Linked DNA regions of Homo sapiens: region 2 is linked to region 1. A link is an interaction called in ENCODE POLR2A ChIA-PET data of the cell type or tissue named here. Cell type or tissue: GM12878. All regions are shown on one strand. Each heading gives the region's core, and the rest is flanking DNA. Links, peaks and the distances in the headings are about the cores only. Region 1 holds the start of LOC105373973 (a long non-coding RNA gene). Region 2 overlaps HDLBP (high density lipoprotein binding protein).

Evidence for each region. ChIA-PET counts read pairs that join two places held together with the same protein. Peaks named below come from ENCODE experiments on the same cell type or tissue, not always from the same donor. Only the 100,000 strongest peaks of a DNase experiment are listed, where the experiment ranks them.
Region 2: POLR2A ChIA-PET joins it to region 1 with 10 read pairs; 2 of 35 experiments call an interaction of 5 or more read pairs at or near these places.

Annotation. Positions count from the first base shown.
Region 1 is chr2:241,372,639-241,378,017 of GRCh38, forward strand. It overlaps FARP2 (FERM, ARH/RhoGEF and pleckstrin domain protein 2), which reads left to right. Exons shown (of 27, transcript NM_014808.4): 2 at 446-652. The coding sequence starts at 470. It overlaps LOC105373973 (a long non-coding RNA gene), which reads right to left and starts at 102. Exons shown (of 3, transcript XR_924066.2): 1 at 1-102. In GM12878, for the core only: no CTCF peak of the experiment used is centred there; a DNase peak (open chromatin) is centred at 2,123; H3K4me3 peaks cover 1,122 bases; H3K27ac peaks cover 3,546 bases.
Region 2 is chr2:241,292,191-241,297,569 of GRCh38, forward strand. All of the region lies in intron 1 of HDLBP (high density lipoprotein binding protein), which reads right to left. Among named protein-coding and RNA genes, the nearest start is that of HDLBP, 21 kb to the right of the region's middle. In GM12878, for the core only: no CTCF peak of the experiment used is centred there; no DNase peak of the experiment used is centred there.

The DNA.
Region 1 (5,379 bases), core at 55-5,054:
AGAAATGGCACCATCTAGTACTTAAAAAGGATCATCACCACAATAACTGTTTGGGCTGGTGGCGAGAGGTGTGCCAGGGAGTGGGCAGCCTAGGGTTGGTGTGGCAGCCCTGGGCTCTCTTGCCTCTGCTGGGTGGGTGGGTGGTGGTGATGTCACTCGTTTGTGAGGTCTAACAGGTTAAATGAGTTAATGGGTATGCCTGGCTCATAGAGCATCTGGAAATATTGTTATTGAGGGTGGTGCTTGTTATTTTATGCTCCACCTATGAGTGCCTGAGTAGAAAATAATCTTTTGTAACACTTTCTTTTGACGTGATTAAGACTCACAGAAGTTGCAGTAATAGTACAGAGGATTCCCGTGTCTCCGATAATTTGTCTTTTACCTTGTTTTAGTACCTAAATAATGTGATAATTCCTTCATGTGGTTTTTTTTTTTTTCATTTTAGTGTTTTCTTCACTCATGGTGAAGAATGGGGGAGATAGAAGGAACATACAGAGTCCTGCAGACTGCAGGGATGCGCTTGGGTGCCCAGACCCCTGTGGGAGTTAGCACCCTTGAGCCTGGGCAGACTCTCTTGCCCAGAATGCAAGAGAAGCACCTGCACCTCAGAGTAAAGCTGCTGGACAACACCATGGAAATATTTGACATTGAGGTAAGAAGCATGATTTTTGGAGGCATATTTCCTTATATCTTCTAACAGTCAAATTATGTACCAAATTCCATTTTGCTGGTTAGACTTTGCATATTAAGTTGATCAAGAGTAGCTTTGGTAACACATGAGAAAATCCTTAGAAACAGTAAATCTGAATTTCTCCTTTTATTTGGAAAGTGGTATTGTATCTTTTGTTTAAAATTGTAGTACAATTTGGTCTTTCTACTCATCTTCTTTCGTGAGAGGCTGGCTAAGAGACTGCTGGAAGGTGCAGACTGGAGCCAGATGGTACACCCAGACCTTCCCAGCTTAAGCCACCTGGTCTCAGCGAGGCCCAGGCCACCTGGATGCGGGGATGCCACTTAGCTTCCATGTGTGTCAGCTTCCTTTTCTGAAACAGAGGGACAATTATAATCCCTCTTTCTCAGAGCTGCTGGTGAGAGGATTGAGCAAACACACAGAGCCTGTCATGCAGGAGGTGTTGTATGGTGTTAACATATAACTTAATTTTCTAGGTCAATGATAATACAGTTTTTATTTTGAAAATTCCCTGATAGAAGATTGCACTGGTAATATTAGCAAGAACAATTAAATATACTAAGAATATATGCATATATCAATATTTAAGTAACACTATTTTTTAGATCCATGTGATGTATTAGAAAACATTTTTTTGTTTTTCTACATGTTATTAGCATGAAAGTTCTTTTTATTCATCTTTTACTTTTTTTTTTTTTTGAGAAAGGGTGTTGTTCTGTCAACCCAGGCTGGAGTGCAGTGGTGCGATCATGCCTCACTGCAGCCTGGACCTCATGGGCTCAAGCGATCCGCCCTCCTCAACCCCGGGAGTAGCTGGGATTACAAGCATGCACCACCACGCCTGGCTAATTTTTGTACTTTTAGTAGAAACAGGGTTTTGCCATGTTGCCCAGGCTGGCCTCAAACTCCTGGGCTCAAGGGATCCTCCTACCTCAGCCTCCCAAGTGCTAGGATTATAGGTGTAAGCCACCGTGCCCAGCCAAAAGTTCTTTTTAAAATTATTTATTTTCATATGTAATACACAAATACATTCTCTTTTTTCTAATTTTTTCTGGCTTTCAAGTAACATCTTTAGAAGCTTTTCTTGCTCTTAATGGCACAAAAGTAAGGACAAGAGAATGAATTTAAACTAGCAGGAGGTTTATTTACACTTGGGAATTTCTTTTGAGGAGTCAAGATGCCACACAGAAAACAAAACTATTATTGAGCTGTGGACCTTATTGCGGAATGCATTGCATGGGGTGGGAAGGAGGGAAGAGGGAACACAGAGGAGGGGAGCTTGGTGGGTGGGGCAGTGAAGCTCTGAGCAAGGTGGTCTCTGGGTTTGAGTGTTGTTTGAAGGCAAGTATGGAGGGTGTAAGAACTCAGGGAACCTGGGTGCTTTTCTGAAGTGCTTATCTGAGGAGGAAGTGAAAGATAATTTCATCAGGGCCATGGTAACTGAAACTGGTAGGACCTGTCTGTCCAACTTCCCACATCACTTCTGTTGCAGAGAAGGAGGTCTGAAGCTGGGCAACCTTTGAACCCTGAAGAGTAGCAGTCGGCTGCCCTTTCACCAGCTCTTGGGTGACTTTCCTGTAGGAAATAGGTTAAAGTCTGGACACTTAATTAGGCTCCCAAATCTTTTTCTTTTTTGAGGCGGAGTCTTGCCCTGTCACCCAGGCTGGAGTGCCACGGCATGATCTCGGCTCACTGCAAGCTCTGCCTCCCGGGTTCACACCATTCTCCTGCCTCAGCCTCCCGAGTAGCTGGGACTACAGGCGCCCGCCACCATGCCCAGCTTATTTCTTTTTTTGTGTTTTTGGTAGAGACGGAGTTTCACCATGTTAGCCAGTATGGTCTCGATCCCCTGACCTCGTGATCCGCCCGCTTCGGCCTCCCAAAGTGCTGGAATTACAGGTGTGAGCCACCGCGCCCAGCCCCAAATCTTTTCAATCAAGTGTTTGGAGGAATTTCCACCATGTAGTCATCCTCCAATAAACACATTTACCATTGTCTAGGCTTGTAATAGGTGCAAAATTTAAGAGAAAAAAAGTGAAAGAAAAATAATTGTACTAATAGGTTTACTTTTAGAGTGTCTTTTTTTTTTGTTCTGCCTACTGGACTTTATCAACTAAAACTAGGACCCAGAAGAAAAAAGCACACATTTGTTGTTGAGTCATAAATAAGATGTAAATTCTTCTCTAAGAAATTCACCTTTACTGAGTATGAGTCATTTTATACCTAAGAAAATAAGAGATGCCATTTTGTGAAGGTTTTACAATATTTAGAGCTTGTCAGTTTTAATAAATTGAGATTATGGTTTCAGTTAAATATAACCGTCATGTTTGGTATTTGAGATATCTGGCAGAGTTACCAGAAATTAAAGAACTTTTATCTGAAGCAAAAGAAAATGGTCTTGCATATTCTGAATATCCTGGGTTGGATGGGGTACTTTTTTTTTTTAAGAGACAGGATCTTGCTATGTTCCCCAGGCCAGCCTCTAACTCTTGGACTCAAGTGATCCTCCTGCCTCAGCCTCCCAAGTAGCTAGGACTACAGGTGTGAGCCACTGTGCCAGCTTGGGGTATTTTTTACATTGTGTTGCCTGCTGATACACACCTTTAGGGAGAGCTAAAATTCAATATATTGTAAGTTGGTTGTATTCTGCTTCCAAGTACCCTGTCCTCCACAACTGCATCAGTTAGCTTTGTTAAGTAACAAACCATCCCAAACATGGAGCTTAAATCACAGGTCTGTTTGTTGGTTTGGAGGCTCTACTAGGCTGACTTGGAGGGTTGGGCAACCTGGGATTGCCTTACCCACACATTTGGCACCCTGGTTGGAACCTCATGTGCAGAATCTCATTCTCCCTCCAGCCCACTTGGCCTCATTTTTGTGGTCACAGAAACGTTCTCAGTCCAGAAGTGGGCACTGCAGTGTCCTTTGGGCTCTTGGCTTGGAGTTTGTCCATTGTCACTTCTGCCACATTTTATTAATCAAAGCAAGCTACCAGGCTAGCTCTGATTCGAGGGGTGGAGAAGTAGAGGCACCTTGATGAGAGAGCGGCCAGGAATTGGTGAGCATTTTTTGTAATCTACCCTGACAAATATTGCCAGTGTACCAGGATACAGCCTCTGGAAGTGCAATTGTCTGTGCCACTCTAAGGTTTGGTGTCAGTGGGCTGGTGTGTAGGGCCTGCCCTGAGTGGGCAGAGTCCCCCTCCTGGGGAAGTCCACCCTGCATAGCCCCACAGAGGCAGGCTTGTCCCGCCCCCCTTCCTTGTTGTCTTTGGATCAAGGCTGGTTGCCTGACCCGAGCCCACCATCACTGTCTTGCTGTCGTTTGTCCACTTGTCTCATTCGTATTCTGTCTTTCTGCCTCTTGACTTTACATTGGAACCAAGAGACAGACTGTGGTCAGGTGGTTTTTGCTGTTGGACCTGTAGACTGAGGCAGACATTCGGCTACAGGGTGTCGGGTGCACTGAGCAGTGAGACCCCTGGCTGGGCAGGTCTGTCTTGGTGAAGACACCACATCCTAGTGCCTGCTTGCTGTCTCCCTGCTCCTGAAATGCAAGTTCTGGGAAGGAAAGGCTGTATTGTATCTACTTCTGTGCCTCTGGTGTTTGGAACAGGGCCTTGCTGAGTAAACGTGTTAAATGAATGAAATCGAAAGTTAGATTTGGTTAACAGACTTTAAGAATGTTTTGAATTTTTCCCTCTATAGCAGTGTTTTCTAACCTCAGGAATTCAATTTTGTTTTGTTTTGGGGTTTTCTGGCCATATGCACCTATCTTATTTGTCAGTTTACTAGATTATCATTTCACTTAAGTCTTAAACAGTAGTGTTCTTCCAGGGAGATGTGCTGATATTAAACTTGAAAAGCACTAGCTTCTTCTGTATTCTCATGGCCAGAAAACACTGACATTGTGTGGTGCTGTGCAGATTCCCCAAGTTGATATTGGAAGTTTACATTTCAGGAGCCTTTTTAACATAGGGGAAATTTTGATGTTTTGTTGGTTTCTTTTTTTTTTTTTTTTTTTGAGACAGAGTCTCGCTCTGTCGCCCAGGCCGGACTGCGGACTGCAGTGGCGCAATCTCGGCTCACTGCAAGCTCCGCTTCCTGGGTTCACGCCATTCTCCTGCCTCAGCCTCCCGAGTAGCTGGGACTATAGGCGCCCGCCACCGCGCCTGGCTAATTTTTTGTATTTTTAGTAGAGACGGGGTTTCACCTTGTTAGCCAGGATGGTCTCGATCTCCTGACCTCAGGTGATCCACCTGCCTTGGCCTCCCATAGTGCTGGGATTACAGGCGTGAGCCACTGCGCCTGGCCATCTGGTGTACTTTAACTCATCTCTAGATTACTTATAATACCTCATACAATGGAAACACTATGTGAATACTTGTTATACTGTATTGACTTTTTTTTTCTATTATCTCTCATTGTACTATTACTTTTTATCATTTTGGTGGGGTTGTTTTTATCCTTTTTGATCATCAGGTGGATTTATCAAATCTGTGGATGCCAAACCTGTGGATACAGAGGACTGACAGAATACCTAGGAGTAGAATTGCTGGGTCACATGGGAAATCTAGGTCTAATCATTAAAGGAACTGCCAGACTGTTTTCCAAAGTAGCTGTGCCATTTTGCATTCCTGCCAGCAATGTTATATGTTCCAATTTCTCCACATATTTGCCAACACTTAT
Region 2 (5,379 bases), core at 105-5,104, 80 kb before region 1:
CCCCCCCAACAACAAACAGCCTGAAACCAATTAAGCATCCTGACCTAGCTACAGGAAGTATGAGGATTAGAAAAACACATTAGATAGTGCCACAACACAGTCAACCAAATCCCAAACCTGGGACGTTCCACAGCACAAACAACCCTATTGCCTTCATAAATAAATGGCATTAAAAACAAAAACTAAAAAAGGGAAAAGAAGCTGCAAGCTATAGATTTTCAAAGAGCTAAGAGGCTTAAACCAAATGCAATGTGGAGACCTTCTTTGGATTTCAATTCAAGCAAACAAAGTGTAAAAAGGCTTTTTATGACATCTGGAGAAAACCAAACACAGAATAAATATTAGATAATATTAATGAGCGTGGTTGGTGGTGTTAGCTATGATGAAGGTATTGTGGTTATGTTTTTTAAAGCCGTTTCCTAAAAAATACATGCTAAAGTATTTAGAGGTGACTAAAAGTCTGAGATTTGCTTTAAAATACTCAAATGAAAAATATAAAATATTGGGAGTGGGCAGGGCTATAGTAAAATGCTGACAACTGTGAAAGCTGGGTGACAGGCATATGATTCTCTTCTATTCTCTTTTATTTTGTGGTATATTTTGAAGTTTTCCCAACAAGGTTTAAAAAAGGAAAAGAAACCTGGGCAATATAGTGAGACTGCCTGTACAAAAATAAAAATAGAAAACAAAAAATCAGCCAGGTGTGGCGGTGTACACCTGTGGCCCTAGCTACTAGGGAGGCTGAGGCAGGAGGATCACTTGAGTGCGGGGAGGCTGGGGCTGCAGTGAGCTGTGCCACTGCACTCGGCCTGGGCAACAAAGCGAGACCCCGTCTCAGAAAAGAAGAAAGAGCAAAGAGGACCACTTATCAACGTCTACAGAGCACTGCTAAAGCTACACTCACAGGGTGAATCAAACTTGTAAACTTTATTAATGAAGATGAATGAACTAAGCATTCAAGTCAAGATGTAAAGTGAAAACCAAAGTAGAAGGAACAAAAAGAATTGATGAAATATAAGACCAGGTGCAGTGTCTCAAACCTGTAATCTCAGCACTTTAGGATCACTTAAGCCCAGGAGTTTGAGACCAGCTTGGACAACAAAGCAAGACCCCATCTCCACAAAAAAATAAAAAATACAATAAAATAAAATAAGAAAAGCCATGCATGATGGCACACACCTGTAGTCCCAGCTACTGAGAGGCTGAGGCAGGAGGATCCCTTGAGCCCAGGAGTTCAAGGTTACAGTGAGTGAGTTATAATCACGCTACTGCACTCCCAGCCTGGGTGGCACGTGCCTGTAGTCCCAGCTACTTGGAAGGCTGGGGCAGGAAGATCGCCTGAGCCCAGGAGGTTGAGCCTGCAGTGAGCCATGATTGCACCACTGAACTCCAGCCTGGGTGACAGAGCGAGACTCTGCCTCAAAAAAAATTAAAACAAAACAAAACAGGCCAAGTGCAGTGACTCACACCTGTAATCCCAGCACTTTGAGAGGCTGAGGCAGGCAGATCGCTTGAGTCCAGGAGTTTAAGACCAGCCTGGGCAACATAGCGAAACCTCATCTCTACCAAAAATACAAAAAATTAGCCTGGCATGGTGGCACGTGCCTGTAGTCCCCAGCTACTTGGGAGGCTGCGGCAGGAAGATCGCCTGAGCCCAGGAGGTTGAGCCTGCAGTGAGCCGTGATTGCACCACTGCAATCCAGCCTGGGTGAGGGTGCGAGACCCTGCCTCAAAAAAAAAAAAAAACAAAAACAGAAACATAGCTACTTGGTCAATCAAAAGCAAAATCAGTTTCTTTGAAAAAAGCAATTGAAGAGCAATTAACTCTCTCTAGCCTGACAAAAGAAAAGAACACACACCCGAGATTACAATGATACAATATTATCTTTGCCTGGTTTTGAAATAAGAAGTGTTATAAATGGCAGTAATTGTATCTTCTGGTAGCTCCCAAGGAAATAAGAGCTTCTTTGTCTCACGGGTGCCACGAATTATTTTTGTAACTCATTGGCATTAATTGGGTTCTGATCTCGTTAGGGACCAATAACTATAATCAGGGGGCCAAGGGCATGTGTTATGTCTAGTAGCCACAGCCAACCAGGTCCACCCATGCAGCTGAGCCATTCTATCTAAAACACATGGTTTACACATGGTAGAAAGAGTTGTTCCCCAAAGGAAAATCGGCATTGTTTTGTCTTCCCAAAACAATGAGTAGATGTTGCAGAGATTAATCATTATAGACTATTCTACAGACACGTAAATTTCTATTTTATTTTATTATTTATTTATTTGAGACAGAGTCTCGCTCTGCTGCCCAGGCTGCAGTACAGTGATGCAAGATAGCTCACTGTAGCCTTGAACTCCTGGGCTCAAGCCATCCTTTCCACCTCAGACTCCTAAGGCGCTGCGACTACAGGTGCGTACACCATGCCCAACTAATTTTTTCTCCAAGAGACAGGTCCTGCTATATTGCCCAAGCTAGAAAACATGTAAAATTTTAAACAAAACACGAGCCTAATTAATTGATCACTAAATTTAGAGAACAAGACATCATGACTAAGAATGGTCTGTTCTAGGGATACAGTTTTAAAATTAGAAAATATATACTTATGGCTAAAAGGAGGACAAATAGGCCAGACCCAGTGGCTCACACCTGTAATCCCAGCACTTTGGGAGGCCGAGACAGGTGGGTCACCTGAGGTCAGGAGTTCAAGACCAGCCTGGTCAACATGGTGAAACCCCATCTCTACTAAAAACACTAAAAATTAGCCAGGCATGGTGGTGGGTGCCTGTGATCCCAGCTACTCGGGAGGCTGAGGCAGGAGAATCTCTTGAACCCGGGAGGCGGAGGCTGCAGTGAGCCGAGATTGCACCACTGCACTCCAGCCTGGGCGACAGAGCAAAACTCTGTCTCAAAGAAAAAAAGGACAAATAAACATATACGTGGCTGACCGACGACCATTTCAAAAATGCCCAAAAAACTGATGAAATTCAGCATGTATTATTTACTTTCTATGGAGTTTAACATCAGCAAATGGCTATATGAACAATATTTCCCCAAAGTAACATATTTACTAAAAAGCTAATAGTATAGTATTAAAATAAGCAACAGAATGACCAAGATGTTACTATTGTCAAAGACTGTCCAATAGGCCATCTAAAGAGACAGAATGAAGCAAGGAGACAAATACCACTGTCTGCAGATGACCTGTTTAGAAAACCTCTCTATTATAATGAAGCTCTAGTAACAGTGAAGGCAAGCTTGGCAAGTTGGCAAAACAAAAATTTTACACACACACATATACACGAGAAGCCTGAATCATGGAGATGATGCCAAGACTTAGCCAGGAGATTCATCACAAAAGATGTCTGTTCTATTCCAAGTTCATCTACACCCCCAATCACACTCCAAATAACATCTGTGATAGGCTGAAAAATGGCCACCCAAAGATAGGGAATCCCAATCCCTGAAATTTGTTTTACTTTTCTTGGAAAAGGGGTCTTTTCAGATGACATTAAGTGAAAGATACTAAGATGAGGAGATGATCCTGGATTATCTGGGTGGGTTCTAAATGCCACCCGTGACAGACGAGAAAGCCACGTGAAGAGGGAGGCAGGGGTGGGAACCATGCAGCTGCAAGCCAAGGACTGTGGGGCAGGAGCTGGAAGACGAAGAAGCAAAGAACAATCTCTCTCCTATCCCCCAGAGGGAGTGTGGCCCTGCCAGATTTCAGATTTCCAGTCTCCAAAACTGCGAGAGAATACATTCCTGTTGTAAGCCACCAAATGTGTGGTAATTTGTTACGGCAGCCCTGGGAAAGTAACACAACATCCCAGTAGGATATTTTTTTAACTCTAACAAGGATTCTCCTAAAAATTCACCTAAACATAAAACCAGGCTAGAAAATTTTGCAAAAAAAAAAAAAAAAAAGCTGGGATTCAACTAAAATTAGCAAAGCATACTACAAAGCAATGGTAATTAGCACTTGGTGTTACTGGCTAAGAAAGAGGCACTTGATGCATGAAACAGACTCACGTGTACCTGTGAATTTATTATTTGATACAAGTGCCATTTCAAATCAGCAAGGAATTGGGCCAATTTGTTATCCATTTTGAAAACATATAAAGTTTGATCCCTACCTCACAACATACTCTAAAATAAATTTCAGCTGGATTGGAGATCTGGATGTAAACAATCAAACCCTGAAGCCCTGAAGATTAAGGAGGAAAACCTGTGATTTGGGGCTGCAAAAAGTCTCCAACAACATATACTGTAAAAACCACTGAGGAAGATATTGATTTATTTGACCCTATCAGAGCATAAGAATTTTATAGAACACTAATATAGAAGTCAAGATACAAATGGAGTTTTTCAATGTCTGGAAAACATCTGAATAGGTTAGGACATATGAACACACAAATCACAGAAAATTAACATAAAATTGCCCACAAACACACGAATAGATGTTCATCTTCATGCAGCCTTTATGAGATCCGCAAAGATGAACAAAAGTGATCATTCAGTGTTTATAATGGTGAGGGGGAAAAAAGACTACTCAACCATTGAGGAAGTATAAAATTAGAAGGCAATTTAGAAACACATAACAAAAAATAGAAATATACAATCTAAGTCAGCAATCACACTTCAAAAATGCTACTCTCCAGAAGTGCCTGCAAAAGAATACAGAAGCATAGGTGTGACAGGTGAGGCTCACAACAGCATGCCACAGGCAAAGAACTGGAAGAACACGAGTGTGCGTCAGCACGAAGGCAGTCATACTAAGTGGGACAAGGACACCACACAGTAAGGCGCTGTTACCAACAAGAATCCAACGGCTCACGTATCAGTCTGGAAAAAGCACAGACTACTGTACATTAAATGAAAATGATCAAGCTGCAAAAAGAGAGCGTGTAGGACTTGGACTTTTTTTGTTTTTAAACTGGGGATACGGGCTTCCACATAAGAGAATATCTACATAGCTAGGGTATCAGAGCCCAAGTGGAGTGAGGAAGATGCTCATGGTGGGTGGAGGTGCAGGATGACAGCAGCTGAGTGAGATGAGGAGGCAGCGGGCATCCAAGCAGGAAGGTCAACAAGAGGAGCCTCGTTCCATACAGGGTGAATAATCAAGGAAGTAAACATATTAGAGACACTGGGATCTAAGATTGTCACTGTTGGGAAACGGAGTTATCCACTTGGAAAGCGAGAAACTAGAATAAACCCTGTGCTACTACATTGGAAATGGGGGTACTGGAATAAACTCATGCTTTTCAATACATGGAGATATTAAAAAATGAGACTGTGTTAAAAATACACACGCATGTAGCTGTAGGTATGTTTTGTATATGTATGTATACACATACTCTGTTGACTGAGAGGGC